Regions from separate parts of the Mus musculus genome. Here region 1 is linked to region 2. A link is a loop called in an ENCODE intact Hi-C map of the cell type or tissue named here. Cell type or tissue: heart. All regions are shown on one strand.

Region 1 (8,000 bases), 77 kb before region 2:
GATAATCCTCATTAATGAGGATGAGCTGTTGGTAGAATCCCCATCCTCCAGTGGATGGCCCTACACCTATGCACAGAAAGAGGAAGACATGAACTTGGAAGGGGGGAGTGCTGGAGGAATATGGAGATAAGTTGGGAGGGGGATAAGATTATAGTGCATTGTGTACAAGTGTGAGATTCGACAGAGTATAGAACATTTGTAATAAATAAGAAGGTTGCTCCCAACAGTACTATGAATCTCATTATTCAACAACAACAACAACAACAACAACAACAACAAAAACACTGAAGAAAATGAAAATGAAAATGAAAATTCTCAGATAAGAAACCTTTAAAAATGACCCATACAGAGCATACACCATCTTACAGCTCAAAACCAAGAAGGTAAGCAGTTAAAATTTCAGATGCACAAAACATCAGGAACACAGTTCCCCAAAGACATTAGATACTATCTTCACATTATTACTCCCTAGGGAAATACAATAGGATGTGGCTACACAGATGGCTGTAATCAAAAAGGCAAGATGAGGCACTGGTGAGGAACTGGCACATGGGGAAGCCACATGCACTGTTTTGAGAAATGTGAAATACTGGGACCACTTTGGAAAACAGGCAACTTCCTAAAATAATTTAATTCCCTTCCATGACCTAGCAGCAATAACCTTAGAGGTCTAAATCAGAAAAATGAAAGGATAGTCAGGCACAGAACCAGATGAGAATATTCATGGCATCATGGTTCATAACAGCCTCAAGGTAGGAGCAGTCGAATTGTGCATCAGCTGATGTTAAAGATTGGTGTCTATGTACAAAGGACTAGCATTCAGGAGGAAAAATGTGATAGCTACCACAACATGGATGTCTGTCAATTCTCAGTTCTTATAACAAGACTGAGTGGTTCAAACTATAGACATTTCTTTCCCATAGTCCAAGAAGAGAGCATGGCAGATTCCATGTGTGATGAAGACCGTTTTCTCAAATCCTAGCATAGCATGAAGAATGTGTTTTAGTCTTTTTCTCTCATAAAAGTTTTAGATTCACAGTGCTCTCAGTATTTGCGAATCATTACTTGTGCTACCTTTCATTTTTCTCACTTAGATTTCCCACAGTGTTGCTGCTAGGTCACATGGTAGAATCACACTATTTTAGAAAGCTACCTTAAGTAGCTAATTGCTTCCCCAAAGGTCTTTCTCCCGATATCATTCTACTGGAGTTTAGGAGAGAGAATATTTAGTCCACAGCAGTGAATTAACCTAGGAAGAACTGGAGTATGCCAGATGCAAACGACTGCATGTTCTGTGCTTCCACTTCGATGAACTGACTAGAGAAAGCAACCTCACAGAAGAACAAGGCAGTGGTTGGCTGGCTGGAGCCTGGCTGAATGGAGCTGGTGAGATCGGGCCCTGGTAGTCACTGCATGCATGTGCTTGTAACAGATGGGACTGAGAGAAAATTCTGAGCAGTTCTAAAATTGCTAATAATCACAAAACTATAAATCACTGAATTATACATTTGCAGTGGATAAAATGTACATACTATTAAGGTTAAACCTTAAACTGTGTATTTTTAAAAAAAAAAAAATTTAGCAATCCACAAAGCCTGGGAGAGACCAGTCTCCAGAGAAGCCAGGCTTTGTATATTTGGATAAAAGAAATTCTTTTCCTTTCTCATCGTCTGAGTTGATTAACTTTGCTTGCAGAGAAACAAGTTTATGGGAATTTTAAATGCTTAGTTCCCTAGAGGATTTTTGAATTTTTCTGCTGTCCCTGGAGGAGATATCTAAATAGCATGTGTGAATTTCATTAACAGATGAAAACTGAAGAATTTTTTAAACCGTACTTCCGGTCAGGGTATTTTTGCCATGGTCTCTCTTCTCAACAGGTACTCACTCTCTGAAACTTCCACAGAGTGACTATGGGACCACAAGGCCCTTGTGAATTCTTTTAGCTGAGAACTATGCTGAGGGTACAAATGATGGGACTGAAGACATGGTTCAGTGCTGCTGTGGCTTGCTCCAGTTCAGGAGACCCTGCATTCTCTTTTCTCAACATGGAGAATAGGCAGCAAATAGGCCTGAGAGAGTCAGAGGAAGCAACTCCAAGTATAGCCTTTTTACCTCCACTAAGTCCCAAGTTGTTATTTAGTAATTCTTTAGAGCTTAATTATACAGATTCCCTATTTAATTGATTAGCTTGAGTATAGGTTCCTTTTCAGTTCAATTTGACAGACTTCTCTTTTTCAGAGAGGGTTTCACTATTTACCCACTGGCTAACCTGGAACATACTATGCGCTGAGACTAAAGGTGTATACAATCATGTCCATCCAATATGAAAGATTTCATATAATATCATTACATAAATTTGTATTAATTCCATTCATTAAGGGACCAAAACAATTGTTCCAGGGAAGTAGAGATTCAAGTCAATTTCATATACATGAAGAAAAGTAATTGGATTATCTTAAAATTATACTCAAAACAAAAGTGAAACAGAGATTAGTGGTAGATCAGAAAAGTATCAGGCTCCTTTCTGTCTTGTTAGTAATGATTGGGATTGCAGGGGTTTGAAATTTTTAGTCTTCTCTTCTTCATACATTGAATGGAGTTAGTAATAACATAATAGTTACAATGGTGCTGTTGTGCTGAAGGAAAAAAAAAGAAAAATGAACATGTAGCCAATTTTAACATCTCAGGTCCCGCAGCAAATAACAGGATCTTTACACAAATAGTTTACATTTCCATGTCTTAAAGTCCCAAACTGACTCAGGACCATAATCTGTCAAAGCAAGCGAGGAATCCTGCTCAGGAGAGATCAGGGATGAATCACTGCATCCTTCTGTCTCACTCCATTCTAGTCAGGGAATGCTTCACTGTTGTAACTGCGTCTCCTGTATGTTCGATATCTCAGACCTTTTGTGAGCTTGCTCTAACTGCTATAGCACAATGGGAGAGTTGAGCATTCATTTGCCATTTCTGCATCATTTCACCAGCTGCTCCCTGGGTAAATTCCCACCATGAGTTCAGCATTCTCACAAAGACAGCTCTTTAGAAACCTAGGTCTAAATAATGTCAGAGCATTTAGAACAGCTTAGCTCCCTGGATCTGGTTAGGAAACAGATAGCAAATTTAATTTCCTCAGATACGGTAGTATAAAAACTTTCTTTAAGGCTGCTTCACCCCATGCATGTACCTGTATACATGGATATTTGGCTCTCCACATTCCCATGTGCACAGGCAAGCAGACTGCCTTCTCATGTCCAGGCAGGCCCAACCCTCTCAAATGTTCAACGTTATACTTACATGCAATACGTGAATGCATTATATGGACACTAAACCAGACTATCTCAGGAAGAAATCCTTTTTTACCCCATGCATCTCTCTGTGAGAAGGTATAAATGCATTATCAAGAAAGAAACCATCTAAAGACGAAGATTAGGCCCGCTGATTTCCTTTTTCTTTTTGACAAGATCTCACTAAGTAGCCTAGGCTGGCTTCTCGCTCACAGTCTTCCTGCGTCAATATTCCCAGTGATGGGATTATAATCAGTGTTTAGCAACCACAGGTTTAGCAATTCCACTGACTTTTCAATGTTCCCTTGCTTAGGTCAAATCTCTTCAGATGCCCATTAGCACAAAACCCAGATGAGCAAACCCAAGTCCCTTTCTTTAGCTCCAGCCCAATTTCATGTTATCCTCCTTCTACATGTAGGCATAAATAAGCAAAATACCCACAAATATTCTGTGTATCTCTTTAGATATTTTCAGGAATAGTAATAACACCATATGTCACTAAACATTTATACATGTGTGTTGTATTTTTTTTTCCAGCAGTAGTTTATTTTTAAGATCTCACTTGGTCCTCTTCAGAGACACATCCCTGGACTTTGGCTTTCTCCTGACTGAAGGAGGTGGTTGGTGTTGTATGAGCATGGTAAACGCTGAAAGGGTTTCCAGTCTGAAAGTCAAGTATTAGTCTTGTATCTTTTGTTTCTAACACCTATGATATTGTTTGAAAATATACCTGAACATACATGGTCAGAGCAGATGTGTAACTGTGTGTCATGAAGAAACTTTATCTTTACAGATTTTCAGAACTTCAAGCCACAGACTCTAGAGACCATGGAGAGGACCACCCAGAGTCCGTGTTGTGATTATCTTAGGAAAAAAATTAGACAGATAACTTAGGCATCCTACAAAAGTTTAAAATTGTATCCTTTGGATACGTATTTAAGGCTGTGTATTGGGACAATGGTTCTTAGAAGCCATGCTATTGCCCCAAGGTGCCTTTCTGGACTATCAGCATGGTGTGTACTGTCTGATAAAGCACTTAGTCAAACATATGTTGGCATTTACTTGTAAACCCAACACATTAGAAACAGGATGATAATAAGTTTGAGTCTAAACTGGGCTCAAACAAACAGATAGGGGTTTGGATTTTATATACCAAGGTCTGCATGTGGGTAGTTTGCTTTCTTTGGGACGTAACTAGTACTATGTTTGGCAGTCTTTCCAGTATCAAAGCATCAATACTGGCCTTAATGAATCCAATGAGCTCTTGGAACTTCTGCTTCCTTGACCACACAATGACGGGATTGTATGAAGTAACCTTCAATGTCCCTTAACACACTCTGCTTCTAAAACTTCTTGGCTCCAATGTTATATGCTTCAAGATTTATTTTTATGATGATGAATAATAACCATAGTTAAACCGAGACTCTCAACTTGGAGGGTAATGTTTATGTCTGGGATAACCATTGTTTTCTTAAAAAGAGATAAGCTGACAGATTTACAACTAAAATACTTAGTGCCATTCACACATTCCTTCCTTAATGGGATTTTAACAGATAAGACAAGTGAGTTATCTAGAAAATCCTGGGAAGTCTAGGGAATGAGGAAGATGTCTGACAGATGTCATTAAAAACAATGAAGATGAAAACCAGCTTGATTTGAGTTCCAGCCCAACTCAGGTTCCATGAGACCCTGCCGAGAGAGAGAGAGAGAGAGAGAGAGAGAGAGAGAGAGAGAGAGAGAGAGAGAGAGAGAGAGAGGAGGAGGAGGAGGAGGAGGAGGAGGAGGAGGAGGAGGAGGAGGAGGAGGAGGAGGAGGAGAAGGAAGGAAGGAAGGAAGGAAGGAAGGAAGGAAGGAAGGAAGGAAGGAAGGAAGGAAGGTGGAGAGAGAGAAAGAATAAGTGAGGAAAGTAAGCTTAGAGCTTAGAAGACAACAATGAAGATATAAATTGCTTTATGTGAATAAACCATCAGGCATAGAAGAGAAAACATTAATAATGATCTGGAGAAGAAAAATCTTCCTTCTCCATTGTCTAAGTGGAAACAGTCCCCTGCACCTGGTAGTGTGTGCCTGTAATTCCAGCACTCAGCGGGCTGCAACAGGCAGATCCTGAGTTGGAGGCCAGCATGGTACATAATGAAGCCCCATCTCAAAAACACAAAACAAAACAAAACAAAACAAAACAAAACAAAACAAAACAGGAACAAAATCAAAATGAAAATAGATGTGTAAATAGCATGGATAGATGTAAAGTTGAATAAATTATAAGTCTGTGGGCTTCAGAGGTAGATGCTGAGTTTTCCCATAAACCTAAAGCGTGTTCATCAGTTACTATCAGAGAGGTCAGGCTTGTCCAAGGCCCAGATTCAGCTACTTGTTTGGATTGCTGATGGGGAAGGACTTAGTTAGGGTCAAAGAGATAAAGGGTAGATTGTTGGATAGGTATCTGCATTAGGCAACCATCGATGATCTCGGCAGAAACTGGGGAAAACCAAAGATTGTGAGTCACACAGAGTTTCAGAAAGATAGATAAACAGTGTAAATTATGAACACACAAGCTTTTGTTCACTCCACAGTGCAAACAGTGTTATTACTAGATGAGATTTCACTTAATCTTTATAGCCGATGAGGTAGACATGACGAGTCATGTAATTTTATAGTCAAGGAAAGTTAGATTTAAATCAGGATTTGTCACACACACCAAAGCACTTGGCTCATGTGTTTGCAGCTGGCTGTCATTTCCTGACTATTGATCTCAAGTTCTCTCCGGATTAACACACTCTCATTGTTGTGAGATGATTTTACCCCTTCTAAGAACACATGCATTTGACACCAAGTCTATGAGGCTTAACAAAAAAATATAATAATGTGAAGTGTGATATTAGATAAGGGGCTTTTTCCGAAGGAGACATCGGTTGAAAGGAACAAGGTATTCCCCTTAGTTCCTGCCCAAAACAACAAAAGGCCTATGCACACACATCAGGGGACATTCTCCTCAGCTTCTCAATGGCTTCTAAATGTAGCAGCTTCATGAATTATTATTTATCCATTCACTATTATTGGTTTTGTTTTGTTTTGGTGTTTTAAGTAGGGTCGTCTGTACCCTAGGCTGGCTTCGAACTCACTATGTAGCTAAGGCTTGCCTTGATTCTCATGCTTGTGCCTCCCGAGAGCTGGGGTTACAGGTGCACATCATTACTTGTATCTTGACATATGTAATTGACCTCAGAGCTGGGCAAGAGGATTAGGTAAAGGAGGTCAGGAGGTGGAGTCCAGAGTATACATCAATGGTATTTAAAATGACCAGAGAAAGGTGGAAATGTCATGTTTCATTGTGTATATCTTTATCATGATTGTTCCATTTTTTCAATGGCAAAGTTGTCAATTATTCAAGGAAAATCTTTTTAAAGTACTAATCTTTTTGGATACAGAGTCGGAATACCTGTTGTTAGGCAACATTAAGATGGATCTTTTTTTTTTTCTGTTTGACTCAACAAAGCTATTAAGCATTAAGCATTAAATAATCAAACAAAACCCAAACAACCCAGCAGCAATAACAAAGTCAAATTAAATCTTTTATCCCCTTTTCTTATGATGCTTTTCCTCTAGATTCTTCTTGAGAAGGATTCTTCTTGGTGAAGGAACAGATTCAACAATGTTCATCTTTGGGTTGGGAGTAGCTAAGGACTCACGTCTAGTCACAGGGCCTAGACAGTGGCAGTTGCTTGGCAATTGTAAATACGCTATACTTAGCATTATCTATCATTGAAGAAGTACACAGAAGAAGAGAAATACAGGGTGACAATGACAGCTTCAAATACTGAAAACTCTTGCCAGAGAGATTGAGAATGGGAAAGAAGTGAGCTCAAGAATACAAAGGGACAATACCTGTGAATGTGGACCGGAGCAAACATTGGAGGGCCCAGTTTTCTTGTAAGATGCCCAGTGAAAAGACCGCCATGCTTGTCCTCTGAAAGACTCTGCCCAGCAGCTGACTCAGGCAGATACAGTCACCCACAGTCAAACAGGTGATGGTACTTGGGAACTCTTATGGAAGAATAAGGGGAAGGATTATTCCCAAAGGGAATAGGAACTCCACAGATAGACCAACAGAGTCAACTAACCTGGACCTTGAGACTCTCAGAGACTGAACTACCAACCAAAGAGCACACTCAGGCTGGCCCTAGGCTTCCCTGCACATATATAGCAGATGTGTAGCTTGGTCTTCATGTAAGTCCTGAACAACTGGAGGGGAGCTATCCCAAAAGCTGTTGCCTGCCTTTTCTTCTAGCTTGTCTGGCCTCAGTGGGAGAAGATGTGCCTAGCCCCACAGAGACTTGGTGTGGCAGGGTGGGGGTGGGAACGATTGTGATAAGGAGAAGGACAGTGAGTGGGCTGTAAAGTGAATGCATTAAACAACAACAACAAACAAACAAACAATAACACTGTCAAGCTTTTGGATAAAGTGGATCACAGGAGAGAAGCTACTAGCAGAAAATTAGGGAATAGCAAATATAAAATGAAAAGTGAAATGCTGAGCAAGATACTTCCACTTTAGACACCATGATAAGGATGTTCAGTGCAGGCAACAATGTCTTCTGAGATTACTTGTTTTACTAGTGGGAGTTTGGGTGGGAATGGGAAAGCAGACTAAAAATGAACTGTATTCAGGTGCCACCTAGATAAACTGATGTAATGACACTCTTCTCCAGGCCTACT
Region 2 (8,000 bases):
TCCTCCCTCAGCAACTATGCATGCCTGAAGGAAGGACGACTACAGCTGCAATCAGAGGCAGCCCGAGCAATGGTCACAGAAGGCCAGAGCACAGTGGCCTAGCCCTGGGTCAGGTTGAATACCTTGTGTTACCCCTGGTGACCCTGGATAAATGCAAGGCAACCCCCAAACACATGAGAGTGCCCTGGATGAGAAATAGGGACAACTCATGGAATTTGTGGATTATGGGTAACTAGTGAGGAAACTCCTCCCATCCGCTAAGTTGTACTTAACGTTGACCATTAAAAAAAAAAAAAACAATTGATACAAATAAAGGAATCTTTTCATGATGTACTGGGACTTGGTAACATTTTTCTTTAGATCCCTTAACAACTGATTCTAGAATCCAACTGGAACCTGCTTAAAATGGATAATGCTTGATCTTCACAGGTCCTGGCCACCCTCCAAAGGAAGATTTCTCTACATGTGTAGTATAATGCTGACTTCCTAGTGTCTTCAAGACTTTTAGACTTGAAAAGATATCTTGGAAAACTGCCATCTAGATAACTTCTGAAAAGCTGGTACAATCCTTTTTTTTTCTAAATAAGCATTTTCTTAATGTATGAATTTTACTTATACATATTTTTTAATATAACTAACATCAGTCCTGAACAGGCAAGAGATTTAACATTTTGAGCATCAATGCTGTAGACATAGGCAATTAAACCAAAGACTCTAGATTTTCCTTTAGAAGTAGAAGTTAAATCACTATGTAATGGGCTTCTATGTAGCTCTGTATAATGAGGCTAATTGCTACTGGCTCTTTTCTATGCATATATGTCTCTTGTACTGTGGGAGTCTTGTAAGGATTAGTGGGCATTAGATCTTTGCAAGTCTGTACTCAGTCACTTAATGTTAAACATAAGTGAATCCATTTTGTGTGGCTTGAAATAATGTACTTCCTGTAAAAACAGGAGCTTGCTACTAGGCACCTCTGATAAGAGATAGGCCCCAGAGGCAAGATCTGGTGTGTTCATAGGATAGCTCAAATATGAACAGAGATCAAGACAGGTTTTGACATGTTAAGGACCTAACCTTAAGGTGACACTGATAGGTTGGTGAGCCAGACTCGAGCTGTGAGCCCTGACAGCACAAAGCTACTGGCCAATGAGATTATACAAAACATGGAACTTTGGAGATTATCTCTAGGACTGCATTGCTCTGTTCCCAAGACATGTCTTCTCTAGCCTATGTGTTGCTGCCCATCGGCAAGAGGGCTTGAAATGCGTCTGTGTGTGCCCCTGGCTTTGGTGACCATTGAACTTCCAGCACCATTGCTGGACTCACATATGGCTACCTGTCAGTGATAGATAGCTGCTGGCTGGACACTCTCAAGGACATCCGGGACCTCCACCAAAGCCATCCTCCCGTGGCCTGTCATAGCTGAAGGACTTCATGGCAGACTTGGGTTGAGCTTGCAAACTTCTGATTCATCTTCACTGAAGCACTCTCCAGGGACCTGCAGCAGCATTTTCTCCCCAGCCACATGCTCCCTGCTCAAGGAAATGTCTGCTTAACTCTTATACTAATGTGATATTATAAGAAATGTTTGCATGAATAAAACTGAGCATGTTTGAAAGCCAGATCTTGTGTGGACATCCTAATTGCTGAGTGCCTCATAGCCCACAGGCTATGTATGCTCTCTGCACTTCATTTTTAAATTAGTATTATTCTTGGTTTCTTTCTTTGTTCTGTAAAGCCTTGTTTTGTTATTATGTTTTTGTAAGACCTTATAGCTTCACAAAAGCTATAAGACACTCTACAGAAAGTCTCTGAAAAGAGAACCTGTCTTAGTTAGGGCTTTATTGCTGTGAAGGGACACCCATGACCACAGCAACTCTTAGAAAAGAAAACATTTAATTGGGGCTGGCTGTCAGTTTCAGAGGTTCAGTCCTTTATCATCATGGTGGAAAACATGGCAGTGTACAGGCAGACATGGTGCTGGAAATGGAGGCCAGTGTCTTCATCTTAATGTGCAGGCAGCTAGGAGAAACTGTGAAACACTGGTCAGACTTGAGCTTCTAAGACCTCAAACCTGCCCCCAGTGGCACACTTCCTCTACCAAGGACACGCCTACTCCAACAAAGCCATGCCCCCTAATAGTATGGCTCACTATGGACCAAGCTTTTACATGCAAGAGTCTCCAGGGGTGATATCTATTCAAACCACGACAGAACCTAAACAACATTTTTAGCGTGCTAGGGCATTACCCATAGAACCAACAAGAAGGACCCCAGTTACCCCTAATCTTAGAGGTACTCCTATATCTCTTAGGGCTCCCTTAGAATTGGCCCAAAGGTTTTACTGACACTAACCTCTTGACATCTCTCCTTCCTCCCATCCAACATGGGATCAAATCAGACTAAGCAGGATGAATCTAATTGGGGTTATTGTCAGGTCCAAAGGAAACTCCATTTTCCCAGACTCTAAAACGAAGGGATAAATGGCTATCTGCGGTGCCTATTAACACATGCTGGCCTCCAGGATCACTTGGTCTCACGAGAACCTGTCACACATTCCAGAGTCCATGCTAGCTAGCATCCTGGCCCTTCTCACCCCCTCCACTCCCCTAAACTTCCCCAGCCCAAGGCTTCCCTCCCTGTGGCTACAGCTACTCATTGTCCTTAGTACCTTGATGTCTTCCATATGCTCAGTCTCTGTCTTCCTCTCTCAGTCACTCCCTCTCTGTCCCTGTCTCCCTCCTCCTCATCTCTGCTCTCCTTCTCTCTCTGTCCCTTTCTTCCTCTCAGCTCTGTTCCTGCTTCTGTCATGCCCAGGTCCAGTCTGCTGGGCATGTTCAGTTTAATTTCTCTCTCTGCTCTGGCCGCTTCTAGACACCCCTGGCTGTTCTCTCCTTCATAGCTACAATAAACCCCCCTTCTTACCCATACCATAGAGTGGCCGTGCTGTCAGTTTATACAGTTGCCAGGGACAGTGGAAAACAAACCATCAGATGCTTAATCATGGCTTCAGAGAACATTGTGCAGAGACAAGGAGGAAAGCTGTCAGGATTGAAATGGAGTCACACGGGGCAGAATAGTGGCTGCTTGAAATCTCACGACTTGGGAGGCTGGCAAGGAACAGAAGTTTGAGGACAGCCTGCATGTCATAGTACCAAGACACCTCTCTCTCTCTCTCTCTCTCTCTCTCTCTCTCTCTCTCTCTCTCTCTCTCTCTCTCCCTCCCTCCCTCCCTCCCTCCCTCCCTCCCTCCCTCCCTCCCTCTCCCTCTCCCTCTCCCTCTCCCCCCACCCCCAGACAGGGTTTATCTATATAGTACTGGCTGTCCTGGAACTCACTCTGTAGACCAGGCTGGCCTTGAACTCAGAAATCCGCTTGCCTCTGCCTTCCCGGCGCTGGTGTGCCACCACAGCCCTGCTCAAGACCCTTTTCAGGCTAACAGAATGCATTTGTTTGTTCCAGACTTTCCGAAAGAAGCTAAAACCAGGAGTTATGCAGAGACGGTTCTTAGCAGGGAGCTTGACACCCTGAGTGTATTCTAACCTTGGTTCCTTCTCCTGTTCCCTTTGGGGTTTTTGTTTTCAGTCACAGGCCTATCTCACCTCAACCCTGAGGTGTTAAAGCAAAGGGGGACCAGGAGGTTATGGACTTATCTGCCAGGAACAAACCTTCTAAGGAGACACTTGTGTTCCCCTCTTTGACAACCTGACTGCTGACTGTTAAAGAACTCCAAGCTATTACTGCCCCCTCCCTCTCCCCAATCTCCTTCAGGGAGAGGAAACGGCTGAAGCCCTGGGGGCATCCAGAACAGGAATTTGTCTCCTGGAAAAAAGATTTACAGCTTGTGCAATGACCTTGACCTTGTGTCAGACTGGCTTGTGGGAAAGACCCAATGTTGAGACATTAGTGGGCAGGGGAACCTCATTTTGCCTTTTCTCTTTAGCTAGGTGTGTCCCTTGCTTTCTGTTTATGCCCTCCCTCCTGTCAGGCCTGTAGTAGATAGACTAGGGTCACACTGAGCAAATCTCCTTTTTCTGCTCTTCACCATTAACTTGGCTCCCTTAATGGACTCACTGAAGAAAAGACCTGATTAGGACTTGTTGGGCACACAGGCTGTGACCCCCTAGGTCTAGTGAAGATGTGCCAGGGCAGTTGTTGCTTACACCTAACTGCACCAATGTAAGACACACCTGCATCATCAGAGCCTGGACTGGTCCTTTTACCTCGGAATTCCTAGCACCCATCTGAGTGCTCAGGAGATGAGAGATCCTCAGCTAAACACTCTCTCCACCGTGAAAAGAAGCCGTTTCCTCCCCTGTGAGTGGGTTTAGTGTTTGTATCCCAGGACCCTTGGCAGATCTGAAATGGCTCAGGGTACCTTGCTTTCAAAGAAAGCCCACATCGTCGTTCTGGCTAACGTCAAATTTCAGTCTTCAGGCACTAATGATCTTATCTCAGTTTAGGCTCCAACACAGCCCTAACTAAACAAACAAGAGACTGTGGGGACAGAAGCCACCAGAAACATGCCCCAGCAGTGCCTGAAGTCAGGAAAGACTCCCAGCCCCCACCGAAGGCAAACTGCTGCTGAGCTCCAGCCCACAATTTTCGCCCAGGCTGCTGATTGGTCCTCGGAGCCACGGAGCTGTGAGAGAGCTTGTATATATTCCTCAAAGGGAAAGGCTGCCCCAGATTATTGAAGTTTCCACAGACGGTCAGCTGTTGAGAGGTTCGTGCTCAAGTTGAGGATCTAAGCCGCCAGCCAAAATGTGTAAGGGACTGGCAGCTCTGCCGCACTCATGCCTGGAAAGGTGAGAACTGAAATTCTTCAGTGTAGGAGATGAAAATGTGGTGAGCCTTCACTCAAGGGAGGATGCCCAGAGGCTCTGCGGGATGGGGTCCCGCTGAGATGAAACTGATGCTTGGTAATAGACTTGGCTTTGTCTTGTCTGTAGCAGTACTGAGATTTGGAAAGATCTGAGCTAGAGATTCAAAAGGAGATAATCCATGGTCATTTAATATACAGAGTACCAGAGCGCTGTTCCCCCCAACCCCCAGAGGGTGTGTGTGTGTGTGTGTGTGTGTGTGTGTGTGTGCGCGCTAGAAAGAAGGTAACTCCCAACACCGAAAAATAAAAGTATCTGGGTTTGAATTCTGTCTCCCCTACATATTTCCTGGGTAGCTTGAAGCAATTTCTTTAACCTCTCACTTTGCACATCTGTAAAGTGGAAATGGGAAGCATGTCTATCTCACAGGGTGGTTTTGAGGACTGAGTGAGTGAGTGGTCATGTGTGGGAAGTGCTCAGAAGAATGTCTGACACAGTAAACTGTGGGAAAAGTGATCTTCATTCACACAGAGAGATTGGGGTAATGAGGACTCTGCAGGCAGTTTGCAGTGGGGCAGAGGGGGCTTCCCATTATTCCCTATTCATTAGATAGGAGTAGCTTGGTTACTGGGGGAAAAAAAGTCCCTGAGACACAGGGTTTGTCTATTACCTGGAGCTCTGAGACACATGGTTGTCTAGGACTGTGTTGTGGTCTATAGAAAAATCCTATATCTAAAGTCGTCATCTTACTACAAACTTAACAACCCAATACCCGACATGATCTGTGTAGGTAGAAAGGTTCTGCTCTGTAGAGTCCTGATTGATTTTACTTTGACCCTCAACCATTAAAGGGAGTAAAACTGATTCTTGCACAGCCTCCTCTGTCCCCAAGGGTCAATGTCTGTCTGAGAAAGTCATACTGTTTAATGGGCCACCAAAGACTTTTACCTATTTAAAATGTCACATTTTCTTTGACGTTTTTCATTACAGCAATAAATTTTAAGTGATTTTTTTAAAAGAAGAAACAATGGAACATATTCCCTAGAGTCAGAGATGTAAATGTTTTAAATAGATGAAGATAGAAGGAACCAATAGCAGTGACATCTGTAGCTGTATCCACCAGACCAGGGGGAGAGAAGTGGATTCCAGGACTGGGAATTGTTCATTATTCCCACACCCCATGCCTCCCACCTCTCCTACAGAGAGCTCCAGATAGGTGCAGTGCTTAGAACTGAGTGGCATCCCAACTTCTTTGAAGACCAGATGATCCACCTTTGCTTTCTCTCCAACTGTGAGAGTCACACGTTGATCGTTGACCGTGCACAGCATAGAGGGATGAGTGAGCATGGTGAGCCTTTAGCTTACTTGGTATTTGCGTTGAACATCATTAATGCAGTGGATGGAGCTTACATCATTACACTGGGTGAACAGTTGATGCTGTTTATGTGATAGTCTGCAAGGGTTGGGGCATCTTGATATTGTTACTCCTCTTGCCCTAAGTTTTTATGGGAATAATATAGTTTTTAGAGAGCTATAGTGGTGGTATTTTTGCAATTATTTCTTTTACTATCATGTATTGGATTCATTAGCAACATTGGAATTTATTTATTTTTACATTTATCATTTATTCACTAAAGCTGGGACTTTCCAGTTGGGGACTGGTGTTGTTCTTGCTGGAAATGTATGCATTTGAAACCCACTGTAGCTGATAACACATCGCGGAATTCATAATGTTAAGAACACAGCAAACTAATAATGTAGAGGAGAGGCCACTGAGAAACTGTGGATTCTTACTGATGAAACCGTTTCAGTTATTTCAAGCCTGTGCACATCTCTTAGGCATTTGGATGACAAGCCACACCCTGCTCACAGGATAGTGTGCCCCAGGTAGGAAGGTAAATGAGGATGCACATCACGGAGTGCTATGGACCAGCAGGGAGGAATAAATGCAGAGTACTACTAGAAGTCTAAGACTGAGGACTGGATGGGCCTCAGAGCTTTTGATAGTTGGGGAGGACTTCACAAGGGGTTAAGAAAATGATGCTTAAACTACTGTTACAAGGCAGAAGAGTCAGGCATGTCTGTGTAGGAGAAAGAGATGTGAGGGATGCCTTTAAGGCCAAGGGGACAGGCTGCAAATACAAACAAGGACATAAGAGGGTACAGATAGTTTGGCCAGTGTTAATATAACCTGTACCAGCACTCAGGCAACATATGTTTTTGTTGTGTGTCCACTGTGAGGACATCCCATCACTGACTCTCAAGGTCCTTCCTCTGTTGGAGTCTACCACCTCCCATCAGCACCTCCTGCAGAGCAAGCATTTTGTGTGGATCTTTGGGGAGGCATTTAAGATACAAACCACAGCAGGGCTTAGTGGGTGGTTCTTATGGGACCCCTCCCCTCACTGTGTTTCATATTCCACCATCTGTAATGAGATCCTTGGGTACATGTTTATCAAGGAGGGACACCTCCAAGTTTTTAGCTGTACTCGATACACCTCACTCATTATTCCATGGTTTGGATTTGCTTTGTCCCCCAAGGATATGTATGGTAGAGACCATCTAATAGCATCATAGAATATTAAGAGCTCTGGCTGTGGCAGGTGGTTTATTATCACAATAACAAAACACCTGAGAATTAATATCAATTTACAGAGAGAAAAGGTCTACTTTAGCTCCAGGCTTTGGAAGTTCTAATCCATAATCATCTGGCTACACTGATTTTGATTTCAGAACTGTTTACATGAAAGAGTGCATGGCAGAACAAAGCTGTCCACCTCACTCCCATGTAACAAAAGGATGGAAGGGCGGAGGTCTCACACCCCACTGTGAGGACACATCACACCATTGGCTTTCTAGGTCCTTCCTCTTTACAATCCCACCTCCTCTCATTGCCGTTAGCATCTCCTGCAGACCTACATTTTTGTATGGATCTTTGGATTTCTGGGGGGAGATATTCAAGATACAAACCATACCAGGGCTTAGTAGGTGGTTCTTTTGGGACCCTTCCCCTCACTGCTTGGTGGCTTCCTTTCACACACCTGTAATGTAATTCTCACAAGGTTCAAGCTGATTACAAAGACCTGCAGATCCTGCAGAACTGGATGCCTCAGGTATTTTGCTACAGTATCAGAGAATAGATAACACCTCACCCAAAGCCTGACTCTGAGAACTAAAG

The links. Hi-C counts contacts between places; a loop is a spot of excess contacts. Peaks named below come from ENCODE experiments on the same cell type or tissue, not always from the same donor. Only the 100,000 strongest peaks of a DNase experiment are listed, where the experiment ranks them.
Region 1: it touches region 2 in a loop (2.3-fold over the local background); 2 of 42 quality-filtered maps call a loop at or near these places.

What each region holds. Positions count from the first base shown.
Region 1 is chr1:169,573,804-169,581,803 of GRCm38, forward strand. No RefSeq gene overlaps it. Among named protein-coding and RNA genes, the nearest start is that of Gm34624, 46 kb to the left of the region's middle. In heart, no CTCF peak of the experiment used is centred here; no DNase peak of the experiment used is centred here.
Region 2 is chr1:169,650,815-169,658,814 of GRCm38, forward strand. Rgs5 (regulator of G-protein signaling 5) reads left to right here and starts at 4,687. Exons shown (of 5, transcript NM_009063.4): 1 at 4,687-4,807. The coding sequence starts at 4,764. In heart, no CTCF peak of the experiment used is centred here; a DNase peak (open chromatin) is centred at 4,597; H3K4me3 peaks cover 1,160 bases; H3K27ac peaks cover 2,074 bases.